Linked DNA regions of Homo sapiens: region 1 is linked to region 2. A link is an interaction called in ENCODE POLR2A ChIA-PET data of the cell type or tissue named here. Cell type or tissue: PC-9. All regions are shown on one strand. Each heading gives the region's core, and the rest is flanking DNA. Links, peaks and the distances in the headings are about the cores only.

Evidence for each region. ChIA-PET counts read pairs that join two places held together with the same protein. Peaks named below come from ENCODE experiments on the same cell type or tissue, not always from the same donor. Only the 100,000 strongest peaks of a DNase experiment are listed, where the experiment ranks them.
Region 1: POLR2A ChIA-PET joins it to region 2 with 23 read pairs; 5 of 35 experiments call an interaction of 5 or more read pairs at or near these places.

Annotation. Positions count from the first base shown.
Region 1 is chr20:5,024,858-5,040,350 of GRCh38, reverse strand. No RefSeq gene overlaps it. Among named protein-coding and RNA genes, the nearest start is that of SLC23A2, 31 kb to the right of the region's middle. RefSeq lists a silencer at 7,105-7,262 and an enhancer at 11,655-12,184. In PC-9, for the core only: no CTCF peak of the experiment used is centred there; DNase peaks (open chromatin) are centred at 6,510, 8,910 and 11,470; H3K27ac peaks cover 5,152 bases.
Region 2 is chr20:4,935,584-4,951,076 of GRCh38, reverse strand. The region is part of intron 2 of SLC23A2 (solute carrier family 23 member 2); the gene reads left to right. Among named protein-coding and RNA genes, the nearest start is that of SLC23A2, 58 kb to the left of the region's middle. RefSeq lists a silencer at 1,476-1,525. In PC-9, for the core only: no CTCF peak of the experiment used is centred there; a DNase peak (open chromatin) is centred at 8,546; H3K27ac peaks cover 688 bases.

The DNA of each region.
Region 1 (15,493 bases), core at 4,889-12,888, 88 kb before region 2:
TTTTTTATTTTTATTTTTTTTTTGAGGCAGGATCTCTCTCTGTCACCCAGGCTGGAGCGCAGTGGCATGATCATGGCTAACTGAAGCTTCAATCTCCCAGGCTCAAGCCATCCTCCCACCTCAGCCCCCTGAGTAGCTGGGACAACAGGCAGGTGCCACCACCAGCTAATTTTGTTTATTTTTTGTAGAGACAAGGTCTCACTTTGTTGCCCAGGCTGCTCTCAAACTCCTGGACTTAAGTGATCCTCCTGCCTCAGCCTCCCAAAGTACTAGGATTATAGGCATGAGCCACCACACCTTCTCAGCACTCTTCCATATCCAAATGCTCTCCAATGCTTGATTTTGTTGGTGTGTTAGACACTGTAGGCTGGCTAACCCAATACCTGTCTAACTCTTTCTGCCCAGCCTACCTGTATTATACATATTAGAAAACGGAACACTCACATTCTCATCTCCCCTTCATCTGGGGTGGCCACATAATGCAATCCTGGACACTGTGTCTCTCGTGTTTTATTAAGGAAAAAAAATAGAAGCACAATTGGCAAAACATCAGTGTTTGTTCAGAATCGATCATAGGTACACATGTGGGAGTTATATCATTTTCGGTTCTTTTCTGGATGTTTGAAGTATTTTGTATAGCAAAAGTTGGCTGGAAGCCATTTAAAGCTTTTGCTTTTCTGACAAAGCATGCTGATGCCTTAGTCTTGCTCTTCTCTGATTATGGCTTTAAAATGGGTGAGATGTCAGGGAGCACATCAGCTACCTCAACAACGTGTGGCTGAGCAATTGAACCGATGCTCACGTCACTTACCTCCAGAATTCTTGTTTGTTTGTGTGTTTGAGATAGGGTCTCACTCTGTTGCCCAGGCTGGAGTGCAGTGGCACGATCACAGCTCACTGCAGCTAAAACCTTCCCGAGTTTAGGTGATTCTCCCACCCACCTCCTCAGTAGCTGGGACCACAAGCTCACACGACGGCGCCTGGCCACAGACTTGTTATGTGAGAAAAAGAACTTCCTATTTGTCTGAGTCATTTAGTTAGATCTTCTACTGCTTGTAGCCTAATGCATTTCTTTTCTTTCTTTTTTTTTTTTTTTTTTTTTTTTGGAGACAGGGTCTCACTTTGTTGCCCAGGCTGGAGTGCAGGGGTGTGATCTCGGCTCAGTACAGCCTTGATCTCCCAGGCTCAAGCAATCCTCCTGCCTCAGCCTCCTGAATACCTGGGACTGTAGGTGCCCACCATCACACCCGGCTAATTTTTAAAAATTTTTATTTCTGCCCAGTGCGGTGGCTTACGCCTATAATCCCAGCACTTTGGGAGGCCGAGGCGTGTGGCGTGCCTGAGCTCAGGAGTTAGAGACCAGCCTGGGAAACACAGTGAAACCCTCTCTATTAAAATACAAAAAAATTGGCCAGGCATGGCAGCGCACGCCTGTAATCTCAGCTACCTGGGAGGCTGAGGCAGGAGAATCGCTTGAACCCAGGAGGCTAAGGTTGTAGTGAGCTGAGATCGTGCCACTGCACCCCAGCCTGGGAGAGAGAGAGGCTCCGTCTCAAAAAAAAAAAAATTATTTCTAGTAGAGACAAGGTTTTAATATGTTGTCCAGGCTGATCTCAAACTTCTGAGCTCAAGTAGTCCTCCCCTCCCACCTTGGTATCCCAAAGTGCTGGGATTATGGGCATGAGCCACCGTGCCCAGCTGCCTAATGCATTTTTGATTAAATAGGCAGGCTTGCTAATATTTGCCGATCTGAAGGATGTAAGATGGTATCTTTGTGTTTTAATATACATTTCCCTAATTACTGCAGAGATCGAGTTTCTTTTTGTCTGTTTATATGTTTCATATGTTTATTGGTCATAGAAATCATTCCTTTGTTCATTTTCCTTTTGGATGGTTTGTCCTTTTCTCATTATTTGTAGTGGTTTTTTTTTTTTTTATGGGGGGGGTTCTGGGGTTTTTTTTTTTTTTTTTTTAAGACGGAGTCTCTGTTGCCCAGGCTGGAGTGCAGTGGCATGATCTCAGCTCACTGCAACCTCTGCCTCCTGGGTTCAAGCGATTCTCCTGCCTCAGCTTCCCAAGTAGCTGGGACTACAGGTGCCCATCATCACGCCCTGCTAATTTTTGTATTTTTAGTAGAGATGGTGTTTCACCATATTGGCCAGGCTGGTCTGGAATTCCTGACCTCAAGTGATCTGCCTGCCTCCGCCTCCCAAAGTGCTGGGATTACAGGTGTGAGCCACCACGCTGGGCCTATTTGTAGGTTTTAAAAATATTTTGAAAAATAATAATAATAATAATAAAAGAAAAGTTTTGGATATCAATTCTTTCTCAGTTATATACATTACAAATATCTCTTAATTTGTAGCTTTTCTTCTCATATTATTTATGGTTTTCCATGAAAATGTACAAAAGGATTTACATTTTATTTATTTTTTTATTTTTCTTTTTTTTTTTTTGAGACGGAGTTTCCCTCTTGTTGCCCAGGCTGCAGTGCGTTTATTTTGCTTTTTTTTTTTTTTTTTTTGAGACGGAGTTTCCCTCTTGTTGCCCAGGCTGCAGTGCGGTGGCGCGATCTCGGCTCACCGCAACCTCCACCTCCCAGGTTGAAGCAATTCTCCTGCCTCAGCCTCCCAAATAGCTGAGATTACAGGCATGTGCCACCACGCCCGACTAATTTTGTATTTTTAGTAGAGATCAGGTTTCACATGTTGGTCAGGCTGGTCTCAAACCTGTGACCTCAGGTGATCTGACCACCTCAGCCTCCCAAAGTGCTGGGATTACAGGTATGAGCCACCCTGCCCGGCTTCTATTTTTTTTTTTTTTCTTTTTTTTGAGACGGAACCTCACTCTGTCACCCAGGCTAGACAGCTCAGTGAGGTGATCTTGGCTCACTGCAACCTCCGCCTCCTGGGTTCAAGAGATTCTCCTGCCTCAGCCTCCGGAGTAGCTGGGATTACAGGCCCAAAGCACCAAGCCCAGCTGTATTGCTACTTACTTTATTTTATTTTATTTTATTTTTGAGACGTACTCTCACTCTGTTGTCCAGGCTGGGGTGCAGTGGTGCGATCTCAGCTCACTGCTGCAACCTCCTCCTCCAGAGTTTAAGCAATTCTCTGCCTCAGCCTCCCGAATAGCTGGGATTACACTATGTTGCTACTTTCTAATGGTAAAATAACGTCCTTGCCTTCCTGGGATAAATACTGATTGGTAATGTTTGTTTTACACATAGTTGTATTTGGCTAGCTAATGTTTTATTCATAATTTTTGCATCTATGTAGGTGAAACTGAACTATTGGTTTCCTTTTCTTACTTTTTTTTTTTTAATGTTTTTGGCTAGGTGTGAGATTTCCCTTACAGTAGCTAGTGACTAGATTCACATGGGTTGTTGAATTTTGTTTCTTAGTTTGGGTAAGATGGAGGTTTTCTGTTCCTTAAAGTTATAAAAGTTGCCTGTGAGGACATCTGGGCTTGGTGAAGTGTTTTGTGGTTATAATTTTCTTTCTCACTAGAATTTTTTATTCAGATTCAATTTTACTTATATGTAAGTCTATTCTATTCCTCTGTCTCCCGGGTTCAAGCGATTCTCGTGCCTCAGCCTCCTGAGTAGCTGGGATTATAGGCGCCTGCCACCATGTCCAGCTAATTTTTGTATTTTTAGTAGAGACGGGTTTGACCATGTTGGCCAGGCTGTTCTCGAACTCCCGACCTCAGGTGATCCACCCACCTCAGCCTCCCAGTGCTGAGATTACAGGTGTGAGCCACCACAGCCGGCCTACTATGTTTCTTCTTGAACAATTTTGGTAATGATATTTTTCCATGTAATTGTTCACTTTATCTAATTTTTCACATGTAAAGTCTACCATACAGAGTCCAAAGCTTAAGAAGAGTTCCTCATTTCCCTTCTCTTGTAGGGATTGGACCAACAAGGACAGGTGGCAAAAAAAAAAAAAAACAAACCTAAAAAAAGATGCTTTTTTTTGTCTCTGATGAGCCACAACCTCAAAAAGACATGGGAAAAGAGCTGTTAATTTCCAAAATACCCCCACTTACATCCATTAAAGACTATCGTCGGGCACGGTGACTCACGCCTGTAATCCCAGCATCTTGGGAGGCTGAGGCAGGTGGATCATGAGGTCAGATCAAGACCATCCTGGCCAACATGGTGAAACCCTGTCTCTAATAAAAATACAAAAATTATCCGGGTGTGGTGGTGTGTGCCTGTAATCCCAGCTACTCGGGAGGCTGAGGCAGGAGAATCGCTTGAACCCAGAAATCGGAGGTTGCAGTGAGTGAGCTGAGATCACACCACTGCACTCCAGCCTGGCAACAGAGTGAGACTCTGTCTCAATAAAAAAAACAAAAAACAAAAACAACAACAACAAAAAAAATCTCTTTGTCACTTTAAATATCTTGGCTGGGTACAGTAGCTTAGACTGTAATTCCAACACTTTGGGAAGCTGAGGCAGGAGGATCACTTAAGGCCAGAAGTTTGAGACCAGTCTGGGCAACATGGAGAGACCTCCCCACTCCCTGCCCCCACCATCTCTTAGAAAAGTAAAAAAAAATCTGGAAGTGATGGTGCATGCCTGTGGTCCTAGCTACTTGGGAGGCTGAGGCAGGAGGACTGCTTGAGCCCAGGAGGTCAAGGCTGCAGTGAGCCATGATCTCACCACTGTGCTCCAGTCTGGGTAACAGAGCAAGATCCCATCTTAAAAAAACAGAACAAAACCCATTAAATATGGCCGGGCATGGCTCATGCCTGTAATCCCAGATCCCTGACAGGCTAAGGCAGGAGAATCACTTGAGGCCAGGAGTTCAAGACTAGCCTGGACATATAGTGAGACCCCTGATTCTGCAAAAATACAAAAATTAGCCAGGTATGGTGCTGCATGCCATAGTCCTGCCTGCTGGGGAGGCTGACATGGGAGGATTGCTTGAACCCAGGAGTTCAAGGTTACAGTGAGCTATGATTATGCCACTGCACTCCAGCCTGGGCAACAGAGTAAGATCCTATCTCTAAATAAAATAAAAATTTTAAACTAGCTGGGCAAGGTGGCTCACACCTGCAATCCCAGCACTTTGGGAGGCTGAGGCAGGTGGACCACCTGAGGTCAGGAGTTCCAGACCAGCCTGGCCAACATGGTAAAACCCCATCTCCACCAAAAATACAAAAATTAGCTGGGTGTGGTGGCACACACCTGTAATCCCAGGTACTCAGGAGGCTGAGGCAGGAGAATCACTTGAGCCTGGGAGGCAGAGTTTGCAGTAAGCCAAGATAGTGCCACTGCACTCCAGCCTGGGCAACAGAGTGAGACCCTGTCTCAAAAAAAAAAAAAAGCCTCATTAAACAAGGGCATTCTCAGCATATAGGAGATGGAGTGAACAAGGGCCCCCATGGCCCCATGGTAGGCAGGAAAACAAGGGTGAATTCAGGTGAAGGTGAACACCAACTTGGCAGGAAGGAGGCTTCCCTGGAACAGGCAGAGAGATAAGGTAAAAGCTTACCTTGCAGAGACTGTGACCAGGAGATGCAGACCTGGAGACCAGGCGGTGAAGGAGGTAGAACTTTATCTTGGAGTAACCTGGTCTTCAACCTTTTGCCAGTTTTATCCTGGAGTAAGCTTGTCTTCAGTGTTTTACCAAATGCACCATTTTGTGCCACCCCTCCGTTCCCTGCCCCCCACCTGTCACCTTGTCTAAGATAAATGCACCATTTTGGAGACAACTGGAGGACAGAAGAGGGGGAAAAGACACCAACTGCCTTTTCTTACTACTTATAAACCCTGTTTTGTTTGTTTTTTGTTTATTTATTTTGAGACAGAGTCTTTCTCTGTCACCCAGGCAGGAGTGCAGTGGCATGATCATAGCTTACTACAGCCTCCTGCCTCAGCCTCCTGAATAGCTGGGACTACAGACACACACCACCGTGTTCAGCTAATTATTTTTCTTTTTCTTTTTCTTTTTTGAGACAAAGTCTCACTCTATCACCCAGGCTGGAGTGCAGTGGTGTGATCTCAGCTCATTGTAGCCTCCACCTTCCAGGCTCAAGTGATTCTCCTGCCTCAGCCTCCCGAGTAGCTGGGATTACAGGTATGTGCCACCATGCCTGGCTAATTTTTGTATTTTTAGTGGAGATGGGGTGTCTCCACGTTGACCAGGCTGGTCTCAAACTCCTGATCTCAGGTGATCCACGCGCCTCGGCCTCCCAACGTGTTGGGATTACAGGCGTGAACGACTGCGCTCGGCCCAATTTTTTTATTTTTTAAGAGACAGGGGTCTTGATTTGTTGCCCAAGCCGGTCTTGAACTCTTTCAGCCTCCAAAAGTGCTGGGGTTGCAGGTGTGAGCCACAGAGCCTAACCCTGTTTGAAAATACAGTTTTAACTGGCAGAGAGGTGTTTATTCTCAGGTGTGAATAAGGCAAGAAAAATCAGAAAGTGGGTGGATCTGGGCTGGGCTTTGGTAGGAAATGCTGTGACTGTGGCCTTAGGACAAAAATGCAAAGGGTTTGGGAGATCCGGGGTTTTGCAGCTGTGTAATCTTGGGCAAGTTACTTAACTCCTAAGTCCTTGGAATACCAGAATAAGATCTCTGATTTTTAGCTGAGTTCCACAGTTTCAAATTCCTGTGGTTTGGACACAGGGACCTGGGGATCAGGGAGTGGGGAGGTGGATTTCAGAGTGATATTTTCCAGGGCCTTCTCTTTGACTTCAGTTAGCACCTATTAGATCTGACTTGTACACTGTGCACAGGGATCTGAGCAGTAACACTGTTTGGGAAGCCGAAAGATCCTGTGCTTTAAAAAAAAAACAAACAGTAAACAGTAACTGCCATGGATATTCAACAACCACTGGAATTCTAGAAACATAATGTACTAGAAAAATAAATCCCCAGTGATGTGCAAAATCGATGGGGGAGGAAGGAGACTGGCTTGTCCCTGCTCCTCAAGGTGTGGTCTGTAGACCAGCAACACCAGCATCACCTGGAAACTTGTGAGAAATGCGGAATCTCATGCCCCACCGAGATCTACTGAATCGGAATCTGGGTATTGTTGTTGATGATGTTGCTGTTGTTGTTTTTAAGAGATAGGGTCAGCCAGGTGTGGTGGTACGTGCCTGTAATCCCAGCTATTTGGGAGGCTGAGGCAGGAGAATCGCTTGAACCTGGGAGGTGGAGGTTGCAGTGAGCCAAGATCGTGCCATTGCACTCCAGCCTGGGCAACAAGAGCGAAATTCCATCTCAAAAAAAAAAAAAAAATAGATAGGGTCTTGCTCTGTGGCCCAGCCTGGAGCACAGTGGTGCCACCATAGCTCACTGTAGTCTTGAACTTCCTGGCCCAAGTGATCCTCCTGCCTCAGCCTCCCAAAGTGCCGAAATTAGGATCTGCATTTTCACTTTAAGTAATAGAAATACTTCAAGCTTGGCCGGGCTTGGTGGCTCACACCTGTAATCCCAGCACTTTGGGAGGTCAAGGTGGGAGGATCACCTGAGGTCAGGAGTTTAAGACCATCCTGGCCAACATGGAGAAACCTTGTCTCTATTAAAAATACAAAAATTAGGCCAGGCACAGTGGCTCACGCCTGTAATCCCAGCACTTTGGGAGGCCGAGGCAGGCGGATCACTTGAGGTCAGGAATTCAAGACCAGCCTGGCCAACATGGTGAAATCCCATTTCTACTAAAAATACAAAACAAAATCAGCTGGGCATGGTGGCGAGCGCCTGTAGTCCCAGCTACTCGGGAGGCTGAGGCACAAGAATCATTTGAACCCAGGAGGTGGAGGTTGCAGTGAGCCAAGATCGTGCCACTGCACTCCAGCCTGGATGACAGAGTGAGTCTCTGTCTCAAAAAAAAAAAAAAAAAAAAATTAGCTGGGTGTGTTGGCAGGCGCCTGTAATCCCAGCTACTTGGGAGGCTGAGGCAGGAGAATTGCTTGAACCCGGCATGCAGAGGCTGTAGTGAGCCAATATCATACCACTGCACTCCAGCCTGGGCGACAGAGCAAGACTCTGTCTCAAAAAAATAATTAAATAAATACTTCAAGTTTGCATTAATAAGGACCTGAACCAGGCGTTTCACATCCAGTCACCTACTGGGCTAGGGAGGTCCCATAAATAAGTGAGGAGGCCTCTTTGTGGGGAGTGGTGAATGGTTGAGAGATGCCCCCACCCCAAGGGGACAGGGGATCCTTAGCTCTGGCCCAGGAGATTGTGACTGTGGTCACGCCAGAACAGAGGCATTGCTGGGACTTATGATTTTTTTCTGATGGAGTTTCACTCCTGTTGCCCAGGCTGAAGTGCAGTGGTGAGACCTCGGCTCACTGAAACCTCTGCCTCCCAGGTTCAAGCGATTCTCCTGGCTCAGCCTCCTGAATAGCTGGGATTACAGGCACGCGACACCACGCCCGGCTAATTTTTTGTATTTTTAGTACAATTGGGGTTTCACCATGTTGGTCAGGCTGGTCTCAAACTCCTGACCTCAGGTGATCCGACCTCAGGTGACCTGCCCGCCTTGGCCTCCCAAAGTGCAGGGATTACAGGCATGAGCCAGCGCACCCAGCCTAATTTTTTTTCTTTTTTTTATTGAGACTATCATGAAACAGCATTGATTTTTCAAGAGACGCATAAAATCCAGATTCCAATGTGAAATCTCCTAACTTTTTAATCCTAACAGCCAATGTTTAAAATTATGTTTAACTTTGAGAAATTAAAAAACTGAAAAGAGAATTCTCAAACTTTTGTTCTTCTAACCCAGGATCAGGGTAGTGGGCAGATAATAGGAAGGAAGGAGGGAGGGAAGGGAAAAAAGAGCAAAGGACAAATAAACTCTAGGTAAGACAGACGCAACTGGGAGTGCCAGTCTGTAGATGTGGTAATTTACATACTATGTGCAAGAGTATGGGAACGAGTTAGGCAAGCCTCCCAGATTTCAGGAAGAGGTGCCCGGGGCAATGATGAAAGTAAAAAAGGTGGAGGGAAAGCAGGCCGCCCTCTGCGGAAGGATGGCTGGTCCCGTGTTAGATATGAAGAATGACTTGCAGGCCATCTGGCTCCGGAGCCCAGTTCTTACGCACGTCCACAGAAGGGGATATTGTGCTGCCCTTAAAAAGAATGAGGCTTATGTCTGTAATCCCAGCACTTCGGAGGCCAAGGCAGGTGGATCACTTGAGCTCAGGAGTTTGAGTCCAGCCTAGGCAACTTGGTGAAACTCCATCTCTACAAAAAATGTAGAAATTAGTTGGGCATGGTGGCACGTGCCTATGGTCCCAGCTACTCAGGAGGCTGAGGAAGGAGGATCGCTTGAACCTGGGAGGTTGAGGCTGCAGTGAGCCCTGATTGTGCAACTGCACTCCAGCCTGGGTGATAAAGCGGGACCCTGTCTCAAAAGAAAAAAAAAAAAAAAACAGAATGAGGAAGCCTTGGTGTAGGGATAGGGGAGTATCTCCAAGTCATGTTAAGTGAACCAAGCAAGGTATAGAACAGTGCATACATGGGCCTTCCTTTGGGTTTCTCTCAAAGCAAACTCAGACAAAGATTCGAGAGCAAGTACTTAATTTGGGAAGTGAGCTGGCTAAACAGCAGGAAAGGAATGGGGAAGTGAGACAGGGAAGGGAAGGCGGCCAATAACAGGTGGGTGATCCAATAAATAACTACTGAAAGCAACTGAAGCTGAATCTGGTGGAGATGCGTTGGGCACCAGCATAGAATTGGCTTCCCAGAGTTATTTCGCCAGAGGGGTGGGCAGGGGAGCAGGGTGTTAAGATGCCACCTCCTGAGAGCTTGGATGCAGGCACTCCAGAATGGGAGTAATCTCAACCCCCACCCCCACTCACTGCCTGCCACAAGGCTGCTGAGGGTCTTCCTAGTTCCCATCAATCCCTCTGGGGCAGGGGCAGGTGCATACCTGCCGGCAGGAGAAAATCTGTAGGAGCACACTGCAAAGGTGCCGGGAGAGCAGCCACAGCATGCGCTGCCCTATTGCTGTGTCAGGAAGTTCTTTTTACTTGGCTATGCAACAGAATATTTTTGTTTTGTTTTGTTTTTAGAGCTGGGGTCTCGCTCTGTCACTTAGGCTGGAATGCAGTGGTGTGAACTCCTGCACTGCAGCCTTGAACCCCTGGGCTCAAGTCGTCCTCCCTCCTCAGCCTTCTGAGTTGCTAGAATTCATTATTGAACTGCATCCAGCTCAAGAATGTACACGTATAAATATATGTATTTAGAAGAAAATACAAGAAAGCAGTAAGAATGGTTGTTGCCAGAGAGGGGAAATTGGCAGGAAGGAGGCAGGGATGCTACGGAAACTTTCATCCTGGGCCTTTTTACCTTTGAATTTGGAACCAGGTGAATGTATTCCTTATGTTTTTTGTTTGTTTGTTTGTTTGTTTGTTTTTGAGACGGAGTTTCACTCTTGTCGCCCAGGCTGGAGAGCAATGGCGCAATCTCAGCTCACTGCAACCTCCACCTCCCGGGTTCAAGTGATTCTCCTGCCTCAGCCTCCAGAGCAGCTGGGATTACAGGCGCCTGCCACCACGCCGAGCTAATTTTGTATTTTTAGTAGAGATGGGGTTTCTCCATGCTGGTCTGGCTGGTCTGGCTGGTCTCGAACTCCTGACCTCAGGTGATCCGCCCACCTTGGCCTCTCAAAGTGTTAGAATTATAGGCATGAGCCATCACACCTGGCCCCCTTGATTTTAATCAGTACAATTACAGCACAGAGTTTTAAAAATGGTCTGCAGGGGAAAAAAATAGATAAAAATGACTTGCATGTAGCATCTGAATGCAGGAAAACGAAGGTAGGAGGTGGGTCAGGAGAGCAGAGAACAGAAACAAGCAGAAGTGTTCAGATAAACTGAAGTTATGTGTGCGTACAGAGACCAGATATCTCAGATCTCTGATTCCATGCTATTTTGTAGGGTTTTTTCTTCTTCTCTCTCTCTTTTTTTTCTTCCAAGACAGAGTCTTGCTCTGTTGCCCAGGCTGGAGTGCAGTGGTGTCATCTCGGCTCACTGCAACCTCCGCCTCCCGGGTTCAAGCAATTCTCCTGCCTCAACCTCCCCAGTAGCTGGGATTACAGGCAAGCGCCACCACGCCTGGACAATTTTTGTATTTTTAGTAGAGATGGGGTTTTGCCATGTTGGCCAGGCTGGTCTCGAACTCCTGACCTCAAGTGATCCTCCCACCTTAGCCTCCCAAGATGCTAGGATTACAGGCATGAACCACCACACCTGGCCTATTTTGTATGTTTTAATAGTTAAATATGTATAGCATATAACTATGTAACGTAATGCTTTTACCTTTATCAGACCATGCATTCTATTCATACTTCTTAGTACAGACAAGACAGTAGGGTCACCAGACCCATGAGATGGGCCAAACACAGCCGCAACATTCTTCCTAAAGTATGTAAGCGGCAGCTGTTATAGATCATCCTTTCCTTGGTACCTCTAGGAGTCCTATTTAAAAAGTACCTGCATTCCTCAAATAGTCAAAACAACATTGAAAAAGAAGAGCAAAGTTGAAGGACCCATACCTCCTGATTTCACAACTTACTACAAAGCCACAGTAATGAAAGCAGTGTGATACTGGCATAAGGACAGACATAGAGACCAACAGAAGACAATAGAGAGCCCCAAAATAAACCCTTGTATTTATGATCAATTGATTTTCTTTTTTTTTCTTTTTTTTTTTTTTAATTTATTTTTTTATTGATAATTCTTGGGTGTTTCTCACAGAGGGGGATTTGGCAGGGTCATGGGACAATAGTGGAGGGAAGGTCAGCAGATAAACAAGTGAACAAAGGTCTCTGGTTTTCCTAGGCAGAGGACCCTGAGGCCTTCCGCAGTGTTTGTGTCCCTGATTACTTGAGATTAGGGATTGGTGATGACTCTTAACAAGCCTGCTGCCTTCAAGCATCTGTTTAACAAAGCACATCTTGCACCGCCCTTAATCCATTTAACCCTGAGTGGACACAGCACATGTTTCAGAGAGCACAGGGTTGGGGGTAAGGTCACAGATCAACAGGATCCCAAGGCAGAGGAATTTTTCTTAGTGCAGAACAAAATGAAAAGTCTCCCATGTCTACTTCTTTCTACACAGACACGGCAACCATCCGATTTCTCAATCTTTTCCCCACCTTTCCCGCCTTTCTATTCCACAAAGCCGCCATTGTCATCCTGGCCCGTTCTCAATGAGCTGTTGGGCACACCTCCCAGACGGGGTGGTGGCCGGGCAGAGGGGCTACTCACTTCCCAGTAGGGGCGGCCGGGCAGAGGCGCCCCTCACCTCCCGGACGGGGCGGCTGGCCGGGCAGGGGGGCTGACCCCCCCCACCTCCCTCCCGGAGGGGGCGGCTGGCCGGGCGGGGGGCTGACCCCCCCATCTCCCTCCCGGACGGGGTGGCTGCCGGGCGGAGACGCTCCTCACTTCCCAGATGGGGTGGTGGCCGGGCTGAGGGGCTCCTCACTTCCCAGTAGGGGCGGCCGGGCCGAGGCGCCCCTCACCTCCCGGACGGGGCGGCTGGCCGGGCGGGGGGCTGACCCCCCACCTCCCTCCCGGACGGGGCGGCTGGCCAGGCGGGGGTGCTGACCCCCCACCTCCCTCCCGGATGGGGCGGCTGGCCGGGCGGGGGCTGACCCCCCCCCACCTCCCTCCCGGACGGGGTGGCTGCCGGGCGGAGACGCTCCTCACTTCCCAGATGGGGTGGCTGCCGGGCGGAGAGGCTCCTCACTTCTCAGACGGGGCAGCTGCCGGGCGGAGGGGCTCCTCACTTCTCAGACGGGGTGGTTGCCAGGCAGAGGGTCTCCTCACTTCTCAGACGGGGCGGCCGGGCAGAGACGCTCCTCACCTCCCAGACGGGGTCTCGGCCGGGCAGAGGTGCTCCTCACATCCCAGATGGGGCGGCGGGGCAGAGGCGCTCCTCACTTCCTAGATGGGATGGCGGCCGGGCGGAGACGCTCCTCACTTTCCAGACTGGGCAGCCAGGCAGAGGGGCTCCTCACATCCCAGACGATGGACGGCCAGGCAGAGACGCTCCTCACTTCCCAGACGGGGTGGCGGCCGGGCAGAGGCTGCAATCTCGGCACTTTGGGAGGCCAAGGCAGGCAGCTGGGAGGTGTAGGTTGTAGTGAGCCGAGATCACGCCACTGCACTCCAGCCTGGGCACCATTGAGCACTGAGTGAACGAGACTCCGTCTGCAATCCCGGCACCTCGGGAGGCCGAGGTTGGCAGATCACTCGCGGTTAGGGGCTGGAGACCGGCCCGGCCAACACAGCGAAACCCCGTCTCCACCAAAACCAGTCAGGCGTGGCGGCGCGTGCCTGCAATCGCAGGCATTCGGCAGACTGAGGCAGGAGAATCAGGCAGGGAGGTTGCAGTGAGCCGAGATGGCAGCAGTACAGTCCAGCTTCGGCTCCGCATGAGAGGGAGACCGTGGGGTGAGGGAGAGGGAGAGGGAGAGGGAGAGGGAGAGGGAGAGGGAGAGAGAGAGCCGATCAATTGATTTTCAACAAAGGAGCCACTACCTTTTAATGTAGAAAAGACAGTTTCTTCAACAAATAGTGCTGGGAAAACTGGATATCCACATGCAAAAGAAGGAAGTTGCATCCTTACCTAACACCATATACAAAAATATTACCCAAAATGGATCAAAGACCTAAACATAACAGTTAAAACTATGAAACACTTAGAAAAAAATCTTTATGACGTTAGATTCGGCAATAATTTCATAGATAGGACTCTAAAAGTATAGGTAACGAAAGAAAAATAGATAAACTGGACTTCATCAAAATTAAAAAGTTTTGTACATCAAAAAACACTATCAAGAGAGTGGGGCCAGAAGGCACATGTTCTCAGGACTTCTTGAGGCTGTGTCTCAGAAAAAAAAAAAAAGAGAGAGGGTGAGGCTGGTCACGGTGGCTCACACTTGCAATCCCAGCACTTTGGGAGGCTGAGGTGGGAGGATCACTTGAGCCCAGGGGTTCCAGATGGGCCTAGTCAAACCCTCATCTCTACAAAAACTAAAAAATATTATATACATATACATATATATACACACATATATATATACACATATATATACATATATACATATATATACATATATACATATATATATGTGTGTGTGTATATATATATATTAGCCAGGCATGGTAGCACATGGCTGTAGTGCCAGCTACTCCAGAGGGTAAGGCAGGAAGATCGCTTGAGCCCAGGAGGTCAAGGCTGCAGGGAGCCGGGATCATGCCACTGCACTTCAGCCTAGGTGACAGAGCAAGACCTCATCTAAAAAAGAAAAGAAAAGAAAAGAAAAGAAAAGGAAAGAAAAGAAAAGAAAAGAAAAGAAAAGAAAAGAAAAGAAAAGAAAACAACTAGAGGTGGGAGGATCGCTTGAGCCCAGGAGTTCAACCAGGCTGCAGTGAGCCATGATCACACACCACTGCACTCCAGCCTGGGCGACAGAGACTCCGTCTCTAAAAAACATTTTTTTTTTTTGAGACGGAGTCTCACTCTGTCGCCCGAGCTGGAGTGCAGCAGTGTGATCTCGGCTCACTGCAAGCTCCGCCTCCTGGGTTCAAGCAATTCTCCTGCCTCAGTCTCCCAGGTAGCTGGGATTACAGGTGCCCGCCACTACACCCAGCTAATTTTTTGTATTTTTAGTAGATGGGGTTTCACCATGTTGTCCAGGCTGGTTTCGAACTCCTGACCTTGTGATTTGCACGCCTCGGCCTCCCAAAATTCTGGGATTACAGGTGTGAACCACCGTGTCCGGCCTAAAAAAATTTTTAAAACCACACAACAAGAGACAAGACAGTGAAAAGACAACTCACAGAATGGAAGAAAATAGTTGCAAAACATGTATTTGATAAAATATTAATATCCAGTATATATAAAGAAATCCTACAATTCAACAACCAAACAAACAATCCAATTCAAAAGTAGACAAAGAAAAGAAGCCAGGCATGGTGGTATGCGCCTGTAGTCCCACCTACTTGGGAAGCTGAGGATTGCTTGAGCCCAGGAGTTTGAGGCCAGCCTGGGCAACACAACAAGGCCAGGCCAGTCTCAAAAAAAAAAAAAAAAAAAAAAAAGCAAAGCCTTGAACAGATGTTTCTTTATTTTTATTTATTTATTTATTTTGAGACAAGGCCTCACTCTGTCACCCAGGCTGGAGTACAGTGGCGCAATCACAGCTTGCTGCAGCCTCTATCTCCCGGACTCAACCAGTCCTCCCATCTCAGCTTCCCTAGTAGCTGGGACTTCAGGCACACACTACACCCAGCTAGTTTTTGTATTTTGTATAGAGAAGAAGTTTCACCGCGTTACCAAGGCTAGTCTCAAACCTCCTGGGCTCAAGCAATCTGCCTGCCTCAGCCTCCCAAAGTGCTGGGATTACATGTGTGAGCCACCGTGCCTGGCCAGTGTTTCTTTAAAGAAGATAGAAAAATGGCTGGGCACGGTGGCTCATGCCTATAATCCCAGCACTCTGGGAGGCCAAGGCG
Region 2 (15,493 bases), core at 4,029-12,028:
AGGCGTGTTGACCTGATGGGTTGGATGTGTCATGTGCGGACCTGTGTTCTGGGCGCTTGTGGTGGTGGGTCTCCTGCCCTGAGCAGTTGAAGCACCTGGCTCCCAACCTTCTCCCCAGTTTCTGCTAAGGTGTCACTTCTGGTCAGGTGGTGTCATCCTCTTATCCCACTGCTGAGCTCCTCAAAGTTTCTGTGAATGAGGAATACTTACAGCTGCTTTTCTCCAGGAATTGTCCTGGTTCTTTTTCTGTCTTTATCTCAGGGACTCCCATCTTCTAAGATGTCCCTTGCTGATGGTCGATGCCTCTTCTGCCTGGCTGTTTGTCATCTGAGCCTCGAGTTCCCTTTCTGGATTTGGGAAGGGCAGTCTGGTGTTAGGGAGATGGAGGCAGGTATTTGCATATTCCACAGGGCAGAGGGTGCCCACTGCCCAGGTTCCTGGTAGGCCCTGGCTTGGAGTCAGGACTGGGAAGGGCAAAGTCTGGCCACAGGTGTGACTTCTTTCCTAGTCCTGATGTCAGACTGTCAGTGTGCATGCATCACTTTTGTGTCTTCATGGGTACTTCCACTGTTCAGTAGGAATCAGTGGAGACCTGCCTGCTGGATGCCACGTTGAACTGGACCCCAGCAGTCAGCTCTCCAATGTGACAGTTACTTGTTGGCTTTGCCTACCTTTTAATGATGAACTCCTACCTTGAGATCTGAAATTTTTTGAGCTTTGAAAACAATTGTCTTTGGGCCCTGATTGGGGAAATGGAAACTTACCAGGTAGTAAAATTAATCTCCCTTTTCACTGAGCTGGAAGCAGCATGGGTGGACTTATTCATCTGAACTGAAGGGTTTACAAAGATAGGTTTTAATTTTCCTTCTTAGTGCAGGTTTGAGACGTATTCTCAGCAGCTGCTTGGTTTCTACAATAGACTATCCAGCCTGCCATGGAGAAACCTGCTACAGATTGATGTTAAGGAAACCATAATAGAGGCATGCAGTAACTGTTTGTAACCGGGTGGTGGCTGTTGTGTAACACAAATAGCATTTCTAATGAGGTGGTGCGGTTATACAATTTTGGCCAGCCTGTGTGGGTTATAAAAGCTGAAATTCCTTCAGCACCTGAGAGCGTCTCATGCTGAGTACCAGGACAATCGCAGGGTTGCACAGACACCGGCACAGAAGTGGTGGGTGACGCACTGATTAGAGGACATTTCTGTGGAAGGGTGGAGTTTCACTTTGAAGGTAAGGCCATTTGGCGGTTCTGCTTTGGGGAATGAGTTGTGAGGATATACAGATTGATTACTATCTGTTTGTGTCTGTGTGCATTTGGGTCTGCGTGTATCTGTTTCCATGTGAGTATCTGAGTGTTTGTATCTCTGGTGATGTTTCTGATTTTCTACATATATGTCTGTTTCTGTGTGTGTGCGCGCCTGTGTGTGTGTGACTGTGCCTGTGTAGGTGGGTGAGAAGTTCTCAGTTTTGCACAGCTGCATTACTAGAAAATCTCCAAAGGGTTTCTTAGTGCTGTCAGACATAATTTAAATATCAAAAACTGAACATTAACATTTATGCACTTCTTAGAAGGCACCGCCCTTAGGTATGTGAGAGAGAATAGCAATAAAAACTTCATCTGCAGCGAGTAAAATTTCTGTGTTTTTCAGGTGCTTATTTACTTTCCAGAGTAAATAAAGTAAAAACGATGTAAGTAAATTACTTATTTTCAGAGTCCAATCTAGTGCCAGGATTGCCAAAGCTCTGCTGTGTGTTCTTTTATGTTTTCCTTTTTTTTTTTTTTTTTTGAGATGGAGTCTCGCTCTGTCACCCAGGCTGGAGTGCAATGGTGCGATCTCGGCTCACTGCAATCTCCGCCTCCCAGGTTCAAGCAACTCTCCCGCCTCAGACTCCCAAATAGCTGGGATTACAGGTGCCTGCCACCACGCCTGGCTACTTTTTTTCTATTTTTAGTAGAGATGGGGTTTCACCATGTTGAGCAGGCTGGTCTCAAACTCCTGACCTCAGGTAATCCATCCGTCTTGGCCTCCCAAAGTGCAGGGGTTACATGTGTGAGCCACCGTGCCCAGCCTATGTTTTCCTTCTATGCAGAGTTTCAGAAGTCTGATGAAAAGTAAGTAAACAACCAAAAAGGAATATAAGTGAAACAAACTTCATGGAGAGCTAGAGTGTCTTATAGCTGAGTGCAGATATATTTTTAATTCTTTTAAGGTCTTTGGGTTATTAAAAAATGTCAGGTTCAGATACCAGAAAAAAGCAAGACATCTGTAGCATACAATTCTAAGTGATTGCAGTCTCTGTATTTAATGAATATAATTTTTAATGAATTGCTTAGGAAGAACACACTCCTGTGCAGGAAAAAGAGTGTATAACATACAGGCATGGAATATTTAAAGCCTCCCATTTATTGAAGATCAGGGAAAAGCTTTGCAATAATTTTGATCACCACGTATGTGGTGTTAACCTGGGGAAGAATTAGTGTCCCAGCCCCAGATAATTGCAGTGCAGTTTAGGCAAACCCACTCTTCAGCCCTTAGGTAATCTATTAGAGCAGGTGAATCCCTCAGAGCTCCCTTTTCCTTATCTTGGGAGAGTCTGCAGGGAAGAGGAACTCTTGGTATACTGGACTAGTGGGGAGCAGGGGGTATGGTGTGGTGGGGAGAAACAGTACTGCACAAGAGATTTGCAAATGGAATGTCTTCCAGATGAGACCGGGAAAGTGGTTGGTGTTGAGAGGACTGAATAAATGGGCCAAAGTCCAGCAAAACCAAGCAGGCGTAATTGGGTAGTTAGGAAATAGAGGCAAAGTGGAGCTGGATCTTTCTCTGCAGGTGAAAGAAGGAAATTTGGCTTTGGTCCTTGGAGAATGACATGGTCTGAAGAGCAGATCACAGAGAGGGCTGGTGAGTCCGTTGAGTTACTTGAGATGCTTCTCCCAGCACCTGAGCCTGCCTTCTCCCAGCAGGGGCAGCTCTGGCAACAGTAGCTGGAGGTGACCAAGTGCCCTACTGAGGCTTCCTCTTCAGGGACTGTGCTGGAAAGAGGATGGAGCAGGCATCCCAGACACAGTGGGACTGAATCAGCAGGGCACAGCCATCTCCTGGAAGTTATCCAGGCTCCCAAGATTTTTGTATTGGGTGAGCCAGGGGGAGCATCAAATGACAAAAGGCATCTGGAGACCTGGAAGAGAAGAAAGCATTCTTTCTATTCCCTGAAAGTAACTCACAAATTTTCCTCAGCTTCCTTCAGAATGACTTTTAGATATGACCTTCTCAGGCCTATTCTGGTCTTTTGGCCTTTTCTTCAGAGTCTCGTTCTCTTAGCTTGGAAGGTAACACGAACAACGTTTGTCTTCCAGAATGATTGTTGGACCCACAACATTGGCCCTGAGCTTTTTTGCAGAGATAAATCAACCTCTCTGTGCTCCAGTTTCTCATCTGTGAAATGGAGAGAATAACAACCCCTCCCAGAATTTTTATAAGGGCTAAGTGAAACCATGTTTGTGCCTGGGACTTGATAGTTCATTATGCACATGTTTTTATCTTGTTGTTAAAATTCCATATAAAATTAGCTTTTCAGTGGCTCCTGTGATGACTGATGATTAATACATTTTAAATAGTGTTGAAATAAAAAGCACCATGTGTGCAAAAAGTGATGTGTTAAATCACGTAGTAGAAATAAATGCAATAAAACTCATCTTTGTTCTGCTTTAGTTTGCTAAAATGTACATTCAGATTTTAATTTTGTCATGCAGGCTGCACTTTTTGCTATACTGCCCCTCCCTTTCCCCTTTCACGTCCCAGCCACAAGATTTCCCTGAACGAGTCAGGGATTTCCCCAAGTATTTGAATGCCTTTTATGCATTGGACACTGTGTCCCTGCTGCCATCTCATTCTGGTGGGGAGCGGACAGGAAGCTGGGAACCATGGAAACACAGAAGACGGACAGCTGACCCAGGAGTGCTCCCTGGAGGAGGAGGTCTCTTGAGCCCAGACCTGGGAACTCTGGAGGTCAGCGTGGGCAGTGTGGGCAGCACCTGGCACTGAGGAGAAATGGCCAGGATGACGAGGCTTAAGATGGTCTTGTTATAATTTTATTTAAATAAAGTTTTGGAAAGAAAACTTCTGCTGAAAGATACCAGGTACAGTAGGCGCTGTAGCATCTGTTTGCTATAGCATTAGGTTAGAAAAAGAAAGACTGCGGATGACTTTGTATCTTAAACCCCCAAACAAACAAAGCATACACCACTCTGACATTTTACTTTCTCAGACTCCATCGCTCTTCTGAACAAGCAGGCAAATGAGTTATCGTCTTGTCACCTAGATACCATGACCATCACCTTTCATGGCTCATGCATAATTCGATGGCAGCAAAATGACGTGTCTCAGGCTGGACTCAGGAGCTTTTTTAGGATTTAGTGTTGCATTTGGGACTAGAGCTTGTCTGTACCAGAGCTTCTGGGACTAAGTCTTTGGGCTGGACTGAAGGGATCTTCTGTAGGCAGAGCCCATTCTTCAACATCTTGTTTCATTCTGTCAGTTGTGCATTTTACTTTATGTGCCATAAACTATTTGCTGTCAGTTAGGAATGATCCTCCCCACCCAACTCACCCCATGGATGTTTCAGGAAAATTTCCCACGTTTATCCAGTGGCATCGCATCCTCTCTGGCCCACTGGTGAGGACCTGAGAACCCATTTTTAGATTATTTCTAACTAGTACAGTGTTTGCCCAGGGACCCTTTTTTTCTACAGTCAGAGCAGGGTTGCTACTGTCAGGACCCCTCTTGGGGCCCTGGGAGTGGCCTCTAAGGGATCATTACTCCTGGGGCTCGCTACAGATGGAAACTGGTTTCTGAGATGGAACTTGGCAGTGGTACCTATGTTCCCTCTCAGAAATCCAGGTTTTATCTGGCTTCCTTTAAAACATTTCCAACTCTTAAAAGAATTAAGTCCACAAACTGAGACAGTGACAGAAGGCTGAGATGGCACATTAGGGTGCAAAGGAGATTCCTTCCATTGCAGTCATTGGGGGTAGTTTGGTTTAGGGCTCTGGTAGATTATTGTAATTAATTATAAGGCCACCCTGGTGCTGCAATTCTGGGTACCCCCTCCATCATTGTGGCAGGGGAATATGATGATATTTTGTCATCAGTGCCATCATCTTATACCGCTTTCTCACTTTGGCACAATATTTCTATGGGCATGTTAGTTTAAGGTCAGTAAATAATCTGATTTAAGTCGGGCACTTGGAACATGCCTTTCATGTCAGTGTGCAGAGTTTTTCCATCAGTGACTTGCAGACTCTTTTCCCCTGACCCACAGCATGAAGCATTTTACCTTGACACTCTCGGTTACCCCTGTCTTTTGAGATATGCTCTGAAGTTTTTTGTTCTGTCAAATGCCATTGTTTTAAAAATTCTGGTCAAGATCCACTAATTTAATTTCATGACCTACTAGTAGGTACTGACTTGCGGTTTGAAAAATGAGCGCTGGCTAGGCATGGTGGCTCATGCCTGTGATCCCAGCACTTTGAGAGGCTGAGGCGGGAGGATTGCTTGAGCTCAGGAGTTCGAGACCAGCCTGGGCAACAAGTAGACCCTGTCTCTACAAAAAATACAAACATTTGCTGGGCATAGTGGCGCATGCCTGTGGTCACAGCTACTCAGGAGGCTGAGGTGGGAGGTTGCAGTGAGCTGCGATTGCTTGACTGTACTCCAACCTGGGTGCCAGAGCCAGACTGTGTCTCAAAAAAGACAAACAAACAAACAAACAAACAAACAAGATCAAGAGTTCCTGCAGTGTTTTGGAGAAGACTGCAGGATGATTGTTATTTTTTTTTTAAATTCAGTCACATGCTGTGAGCATACTTGTCATCACAAGATCAAATAATCACCACTGCTTACAAGTTCATTCGTTGCTGCTTGGAGCTTTAAATGGAATAATTATAGCTAGGATCAGCATCAGAATTGCAAACTCCCTGAAGTCGGACTCTGTGTATTAGGTAACCAGTTAAGTCATTTCATTCAAAGGAAGTTGATCATATACAAGTTGAAGATTTTTTTTTTTTTTTTTTGAGAATTCAGAGCGTTTCATTCAAAACTAGCCCTCACCACACCTACAAGTTGAGGGCATATGTTCCAACAGTCTTTTCTGACTTGAATTAAAAGCATTTAGGTCAAATGTTAGCATTTAACAGAACTTAATGGAGCAGCCACAGTTTGATTATAATCCCCTTAATGGGATTTAAGCAAAGAGCCATGGATTGGCTTTTGAAATGTGCTTCATCATTGAACCTAGCCGGCCCTGAAAGCTCTTGTGTCTTAGTGAGAACCAAAGTAGCACTTGGCAGGCTGAGGTTTTGAGTGTCCTTATCCCAGAGGGCACTCCTTCTTAGTCATATTCTTCCCCTGTCTGGATTGGTTTAAAGAAGTGCAGACAATAGCTTTTTCCCAGCCAAGATTGCCTATCCCAAGGTGTGGGTGATCTGAGGACCTCTAGCATGAGAATATTTGTGCATTTGTTAAAAATACAGGTTCCTGGCCGGGTGCGGTGGCTCATGCCTGTAATCCCAGCACTTTGGGAGGCCAAGGCAGGTGGATCACGAGGTCAGGAGTTCAAGACCAGCCTGGCCAAGATGGTGAAACCCTGTCTCTACTAAAAATACAAAAATTAGCCGGGTGTGGTGGGGCACACCTGTAATCCCAGCTGCTTGGGAGGCTGAGGCAGAGAGTTGTTTGAACCCGGGAGGTGGAGGTTGCAGTGAGCTGAGACTGCACCACTGCACTCCAGCCTGGGCGACGGAGCAAGACTCCATCTCAACAAACAAACAAACAAAAATACAGGTTCCCAAGCCCCCAAGGTAGGTCTATAGGATTAGAATATGAGGAGGGGACATTTTTAAAATTGGTGGGATTACAGGGTTTTTTAATTCTTTTAGTCTTCTAAAGTCAATTTTATTGCGATAGTGTTTACATAGAGCAAGTGGATATACATCCAAATGGAGCCACCAGAATCACAGTCAAAACAGTAGATTTCTATCATTCCAAAGGTTCCATCCTTTCCCTGGGGAGCCCTTTCCTCCATTCTTGCCCTAGGTAACCACTCTCCGCTTCCCGTAGAATGGTTTGTCTTTTGAGAATCAGACTGCATGTCTCGTGTCTGGCTGCTTTAACGAAATGTCTGTGCAGCTCCCTTGTGCTGTCGGGCACGTCAGCAGACGCTCTCTGGTTTGTTGCTAACTAGCATGCCTTTTGATGGACCCACCATGATTTGCTTACCCGTCCACCTCTTGATGGCTCTTTGGATGTTTCTAGTTTGGGGCTGTTATAAATAAAACAGTGTCAAATTTTTGTCTTACATGTATTTGTGTGAAAGAAATCTGTCTTTTTTTTTTTTTTTTTGAGACAGAGTCTGACTCTGTTGCCTGGGCTGGAGTGTAGTCGTGCAGTCTCAGCTCACTGCAACCTTTACCTTCTGGACTCAAGCCATCCTCCCACCTCAGTCTCCTAAATAACTGGGACTACAGGCGGATACCACCATGCCTGGCTAATTTTTCTGTTTTTTTTTTTTGGTAGAAATGGGGTTTCGTCACGTTGCCCAGGCTGGTCTTGAACTCCTGGGCTCAAGCGATCCGCCTGCCTCAGCCTCCCAAAGTGCTGGGATTGCAGGTGTGATCCACCGTGCCTGGCCCAGAAGTGTATATTTTAAATAAGCTTCCCATGTGAGTCTTAAGCACATGAGCCACTGATTCTTATTCTGGCTCTTCCTCTCTCTCGTATCCTTTTGGAGAAGTGTGGGTTTTTGTCTAGAGCAAATGATGGATTTGCCATGGATTTATATTTCTGATATAGTATTTATTCAGTGCCGTCTACTTGGAGTAAATGTAAATTTCATTAGCATTTATGGAACATCTATCTTCTCCACACCGCCCCACCCCCCGCCCTGTGTACTTCCTTGTAAAGAGCATCTGTCTATTCTGTACTAGGAGCTGGGAATATAAAGATGAATTTTATGTTTTATTTTTTGTAGAGTCAGAGTCTCGCTATGTTGCTCAGGCTGATCTCGAACTCTTGGCCTCAAGCAATCTTCCCAACTAGGCCTCCCAAAGCGTTGGGAGTCACTGTGCCCAGCCTTAAAGATGAATTTTACATAGGGGGATTCTACTCTTTGGGCAGACTATTAGTGATTAATTCATTCAGCCATTGGAGGGTTTCTGTGTTACCTGCTCACTCTGCTAGGTGCTGATCATGAAAGGACAGGTTTTTCTTAGGATTTGGTGGTTCTTTCGAGAAACACAGAAGGTTTTGGTATTTAACTCCACGAATAGCTCAGCTCTGAAAACTTCTGGACAGTGCCATCACATTTCTCCTTCAGGTGGCCCTGCTAAGCCACAGTGAGAGGGGTGACTCTGTTTCCTGGACAGGGAGAGATGGTCGGATAAAATGAAGTTCAAAAGAAATCATTACAGGCTGAATAGCTGATGAAACAAGTACTGATTAAAAGCTTCTGCATTTGTGCGTGATTGTTGGTGGGTGGAGAGCTAGTGATTCAGTCCTTAGGGAATTGGAAGATTTGTTACACGTCTAAATATTTTATTTTACTTTTCTACTTCCTCATAACAGAATTTTCCAGATGGCTGATTTTTTTTATCTGTCAGGTTTACATTTATTTCCAGGCGACTTTTTTTTTTTTTTTTTTTTTGAGACTGTAGCGATTTCCTGCTTCCTTTAAGGTAGTGATTTTTAACTTTGGCTGCAGGGAGCTTTAAGAAATCTAGATACCAAGTATAATTTGTAGCACCTTGGCTTTTCTCCACTCTCTTCTGAAACCCAAAGTTATTTTAGAACTTTAAACATGAGGACATTATTCCGCACTGCTGTATCCTGAGCTCACAGCAGAAAGGACTGAATTGATTTGCTTGCATTACATTGTAAAGGGGGTAGATGCTGTAAGGGGAACCAGCCTTTCCCCTGGACTTGAGTCTGAGGAGTAAGGAAGAACTGGTGCTAATGTGGACACCATGAGGCTCTTAGGGGTGAAATTGGGCCCATCTTTTGTAGTTAAGTTAGTTTAGAAAATATAGAGGAGTAAAAACAGGAAAATAAGTCATTTGTGTTTCTATCACTCAACATTTTGGTTAACATTTTGGTGTGTGTATACATGGCCACATACTTTACACATACACAGTGGGTTAATGCTGTACATACTATCTTTTTCATTATATATATTGCTTTTAATTCTTTTCACTTATGAAATAACTTTTTTCACTCAAAACTAGTATCTTCTACCATTCTTTTTATTTTTTTATTTTTATTATGATAAGAACATTTAACACGAGATCTACCTTATTAACAACTTTTTTTTTTTTTTCCTCGAGACAGAGTCTCACCCTGTCACCCAGACTGGAGTGCCGTGGTGGGATCTTGGCTTACTGCAACCTCTGCCTCCTGGGTTCAAGTGTGTCTCCTATCTCAGCCTACCAAGTGGCTGGGATTACAGGCATGCTCCACCACGCCTGGCTATTTTTTATATTTTTAGTAGAGATGGGTTTCACCATGTTGGCCAGGCTGGTTTCGAACTCCTGACCTCAGGTAATCTGCCCACCTTGGCCTCCCAAAGTGCTAGGATTACAGGCCCAGCCGACAACTTTTTGAGTGTACAATATGGTATTGTTTTGTTTTCTGGCTAATTTAAAAAAATTTCATTTTTTGTAGAGATGGAATCTTACTATGTTGCCCAGGCTGATCTTGAACTCTTGGCCTCAAGCAATCGTCCCACTCTTAGCCTCCCAGAGTACTAAGATTATAGGCGTGCATGAGCCACCATGCCTGACCGACGTATTGTTAATTATAGGCACAGTGTGGTCCAGCAGATCTCTAGAATTTGCTCATGTTGTGTAACTGAAACTTTTTTTTTTTTTGAGACAGAGTCTTGCTCTGTCGCCCAGGCTGGAGTGTAGTGGTGCAATCTCGGCTTACTGCAACCTCCGCCTCCTGGGTTCAAGTGATTCTTGTGCCTCAGCCTCCTAAGTAGTTGGGCTTATAGGCGTGCACCACCACGCTGAGCTAACTTTTGTATTTTTGGTAGAGACGGGTTTTCACCATGTTGGCCAGGCTGGTCTTGAACTCCCGACCTCAGGCAGTCCTCCTGCCTTGGCCTCCCGAAGTGCTGGGATTACAGGCGTGAGCCACCGTACCTGGCAACCTAAAACCTTTAACCTGTTGAAGTCAGTTCTCCATTGACCGCCCCCCCAAGTCCCTGGAATCCACCATCCTACTCTGCTTCTGCATTTGACTATTTTAGACGCCTCACGTAAGTGGAATCATGCAGTATTTGTCCTTCTGTGACTGGCTTGTTTCACTTTATGGAAAGATGTTCACCCTGTGTTATGTAAAAAGGCAAGTTAAAAAATAACACATATATAACAGGGTAAACATCTTTCCATGTCAATAAATATTTCTGTGCTTTCTTAACAATGTTAAAATGTAGACGTTAGGTCTTACTTTTTCTGGATTTTGTTACTTGGTGGTAACCAATTGTCTTGGCATGTATAGTTGGTTTTATGATTTGAAGTGCTGCCATATCATATGTACATCAGTTTTTGGGTTTTTTTTTTAATGACTAATAGTTACTTTGTTTTCATACTTGTTGAACTTCTGTTTATTACAACTTTACATTAGGGTTCTTATCTCACTGACCACACTCCTCCTATTTCTCAAATATTTGTGGCTATCCTTGCTTATTATTATTGTTGTTATTTTGAGATGGGGTCTCACTCTGCCACCCAGGCTGTAGTGAAGCGGCATGATCTTGGCTCACTGCAAACTCTACCTCCCAGGCTCAAGTGATCCATCTCAGCCTCCCGAGTTGCTGAGACCACAGGTGCATGCCACCACACCCAGCTAATTTTTTGTATTTTTGGTAGAGATAGGGTTTTGCCATGTTACCCAGGCTGGTCTCAAACTCCAGAGCTCAGGTGATCCACCTGCTTCCACCTCCCAAAACTGTTGGGATTAGAGGCATGAGCCACCATGCCTGGCCCTTGCTTATTCTTCTAGAGGATTTTTTAGCAAGCTCCTCTGACCTGTTGGGGGGGTATTAATGGATTTTTATTAAATCTGTGTAGATTATGTTAATTGGAAAATGAATATTCTTACAGTACCTTTCCTATCGAAGAGTATCCTCTGTTTCTTTGGTTTTTCAAATCCTTTTTATGTCCCTCAGTAATATTTTATCGTTTTCTTCATAAAGGTCACACATATTTTTATTTAATTTATCCTTAAGTATTTAACGTTATTCTTGCCATGGTGAGCAGGATTCCTTTATCCTATTATTGTCAGGCATGGGCAAACCTTTCTATAAATGTCTTTGGCTTTAGGGGCCAGGTGATCTCAGTCACATGTTCTTCTTTGCTGTTGTTCACAATCCTTTAAACATGTAAAAACCATTTTTAGCAGGGACCTTAACAGAAACAGGCCAGATGGTGGCTAGCTAGCTGCTGATACAGATGCTTGTCGCTGGCATTTGGGAAATGTTTGATTCAATCACATCGAAAGAGGCTTGCTCATGTGTTTTGTAACTCGCTATGTAATTGTAGGTTCTCTGAGATTTTTCATATCTTTTGATGTAGTTATAATTTGGACTTTTCTAATACTTCCCTCATCTTTCTTGGTCGGTGTACATTGATGGTGGTGACGTTGACACCCCCGACTTGTTCCTGACATCTGTTGTGTCACAGATAGGTTTGATGTAGTAAGATTATTAAACAAAACCACTCTTACATTATACCACATGCCTTAAAAAAATCATTTATCAGTCCACAAACGTTGGAGAACCTTTAATATATGTGCCAAGTTCAGCACCAGGGGTGGAGGTAAGATGGTGAGGCTGTGATACTGTTTCTTTCTGTTTCCCACAGCTCTCTGGCTAGGCAGACAGATAGACATGATCTTGCTTTGTTACAATCATCTTTTAAAATTTTACCTTAATTTTTTTTTGTACAGATGGGGTCTTGCTATCTTGCCCAGGTTGTTCTCAAAGTCCTGGCCTCAAGCAGTCCTTCTGCCTGGGTCTCCCAAAGTGTTGGGATTACAGATGTGAGCCATCACACTCAGCCCTCCACATGGTCCTCTGACATCATGATGAGGTGGTGATCAGAGGAAGTATTGATGGGAGTCACCCCAGTGAGAAGGGGTGAGATGAAGGGGGCTTATTTTGGAGGGATGGCATGAGCAGGGTCCTGAGAGATAGGAGAGGCCTGTGAGTAACCACAGTAGGGGCCATGAGGGACTGGGAAAGGGGGCCTGGATAGGCCCCATAGTCACCTCTTGTGAAGGAATTTGGGTGTCACTCTAAATTAGGAAGCCATCAAAGAGCATGGTAATTTTCTGTTGAAGCATCATGCTACTTACCATTTGGACAAGTGTTTAGAGCCATCAAGATGGAATGAGGGGCCCGGCATGGTGGCTCACGCCTGTAATCCCAGCATTGGGAGGCCAAGGTGGGCGGATCACCTGAGGTCGGGAGTTCGAGACCAGCCTGACTGGCCAACATCTACTAAAAATACGAAATTAGCTGGGCATGGTGGCGCATGCCTGTAATCCCAGCTACTCGAGACGCTGAGGCAGGAGAATTGCTTGAACCTGGGAGGTGGAGGTTGTGGTGAGCCGAGATCGCACCATTGCACTCCAGCCTGGGGAACAAGAGTGAAACTCTGTCTCAAAAAAAAAAAAAAAAAAAAAGATGGAATGAGTCTGGATTACAGGTGCAGTGGCTCATGCCTGTAATCCCTGCACTTTGGGAGGCTGAGGCAGGAGATTGCTTGAGCTCAGGAGCTCAAGACCACCCTGGGCAACATTGTGAAACCTCATCTCTACAAAAACTAGCCAGGTGTGGCACATGCCTGTAGTCCTAGCTACTCAGGAGGCTGAGGTGGGAGGATCACCTGAGCCTGGGAAGTCAAGGCTGCAGTGAACTGTGATCGCGCCACTGCACTCCAGCTTGGGCAACAGAGTGAGATCCTATCTCAAAAAAAAAAAAAAAAAAGATGGAATGAGAACACGAGTTAAGTGGCTGTTGTGATGTTGATGAGAGACCATGGTGATGTGTGCTAGGGAGCAGCCATGCAGGTGAATAGAAGTGCATATGTTAGAGAGTTCCTAGTCCAAGGAGGGTGGGTATCAGCCCTGGAAAAGGAGCTTGAAGGTGATTCCTGCCCCTCAGTGCCCCCTCAAAAATCACAAGGAGGGCAAAATCACCAGCAAGTCTCACAGAGGCAGTGTGTATAGGCCAGCTGGCCTGGGCTGTGTTTGTCCAGGGAAAACAGCTGTAAGCTGAGCATTTAAAGGGCAGTTTTATGTCTTGTATAAACAGTGTAATGGCAGGTTCAGATTACTGATTCAAGTTTGAATCCTGTTCTACTGCCTATAGCTGTGTATACTTTGGCAAGTTATTTGACTTCTCTGAAGCTCAGTTTCTACTTTTGTAGAGTTTGTGTGCAAACCAAGTAATATTATGCTTACTGGCCAGAAATAACTGTCATTTATTTAATAAGAGGTCAGAGAAGTGCCTGGCACACACCGACACTTAGCAACTGGAAAATTGCAGTTATTACTGCCATTGTCGCCATCATGATCTTCTATCCCTCTGCTCCTCCTTCCCCACTGTCATGTATTAAGGCCAAGACAGCGAGTGGATTTGCTCATTCTCTTTCTCTCTTTTGCAAAGGGTAGGAAAAGGGGCAATGAGGGACCACGGGTTGGCACACACACTTTCCCCAGTGTCAAATTCCCGGGGAGATTTTGCTTCTTGTTTTAATACAGAAGTTAAACTCCACTCTTCCCTCACCTCTCCCCTTTTATCTGTTGCATTTTGCCGCTGGACCTTGGCATTTATACACACCACGCTCATCCTGTGTGGATAAACCCTCTGATCTCGGGTTGTCGCATACTTTCTGACCTTGAGAGTGTCTGCATCATCCTTGTGCACCGGGGTGTGGAATGCTCTGTCCTTTTGGGCTTTTTATGGCGTGTCCAAGGACACATTTCTTTGCTCACCCCTTCTTCGTTCTTCCTCCATGTACTGTCCCTGATGAAAGGTGCTCCCCTCTTCCTGAGCCCTGCAGTCCTCTTCCCTGACGCCTTTCTCAGAACATCACTGCTCTGCGCTGTATGAGTCTCATCCTCTCCTGTGCTCTTTCAGGTCTAAGGCTTCAGGATACTCCAGGCACTACTCTGGAAGAGGTGGGTGAAGTGCATTAGTGGTTCCCCCACTGTAGCTTATGAGGTTAAATTAAATGCGTGGTGGAGAAATGGAGCACAGTTACTTGCTGGAAGGTATTCTTGTCGGGATGGAACTGTGTGTTCCTAGCGCTGGGGACGGTGGGGAGGGGTTTGCTGCTGCAGTGGATGTTCATGTCTGGAACACCAAGATGAACTTAACCTAGGAGAGTAAATTTATTCTGCTTTAAAAAGTCCCATCAGTTTCCTTAGCCAGGCATGGTGACTTGCACCTGTAGTCCCAGCTACGTGGGAGGCTGAGGCAGGATGATCGCTTGAGGCCAGGATTTTGAGACCAGCCTGGGCAACATAATGAGACCCCCTCTCTTTAAGAAAAAAAGTCCCATCATTTTCCCTAAAGTTGATATAGATAAGGGTGATTTGAAAGCTCTGCTGACATGCTAGATGTGGGACAAAGAGCTTATTGGTCCCTTGGAATGTGACTATATGGCATGTGGCCATGTAAAAATCTACCAGTATTTCACTATCCTATTTGCCCGTTTTATTTTCTGAAAAAATAAACTTCTGGTGGTCTCAAGGCAGAGGTCCACTGTGGCTCCTTCAGGCAGATTTTATTTTTAGGTATGTTTATTTTCACTCTGGGTTTTTTGCAGATTTTGGGAAGATGATGGGTGGCAGTGGCTAACTCACAATGTAGAAGGCTGATGGATTTGGCTACACAAACATGATGACAACTCTGGCAGCTCAAAAGGTCATCCCCCAAATTCATAAACAAAAAGCGGGGATAAAATGTTTGCATCAAATACAACAAAGATGTAAAGGATTAATATCCTTAAAATGAAGCTCTGTAAACATTATAGAAAATAGGCGAAGGACATAAGGGGATAAGCCACAAAAGAGGCTCTGTGGTTGCCAGCAGACATGAAAAACTCATGAACCAAGGCATGGCAACATATCTGAAAAATTACCCACTTGCACAGATTTTTTCTACATAGATATAGATATATATTTTTTTTAACTTTAATTTTAATTTTTTTTTGAGATGGAGTCTCGCTCTGTCGCCCAGGCTGGAGTGCAGTGGTATGATCTCGGCTCACTGCAAGCTCCACCTCCCAGGTTCACGCCATTCTCCTGCCTCAGCCTCCCCAGTAGCTGGGACTACAGGCGCCCGCCACCACGCCCGGCTAATTTTTTTGTATTTTTAGTTGAGATGGGATTTCACCATGTTAGCCAGGATGGTCTCGATCTCCTGAC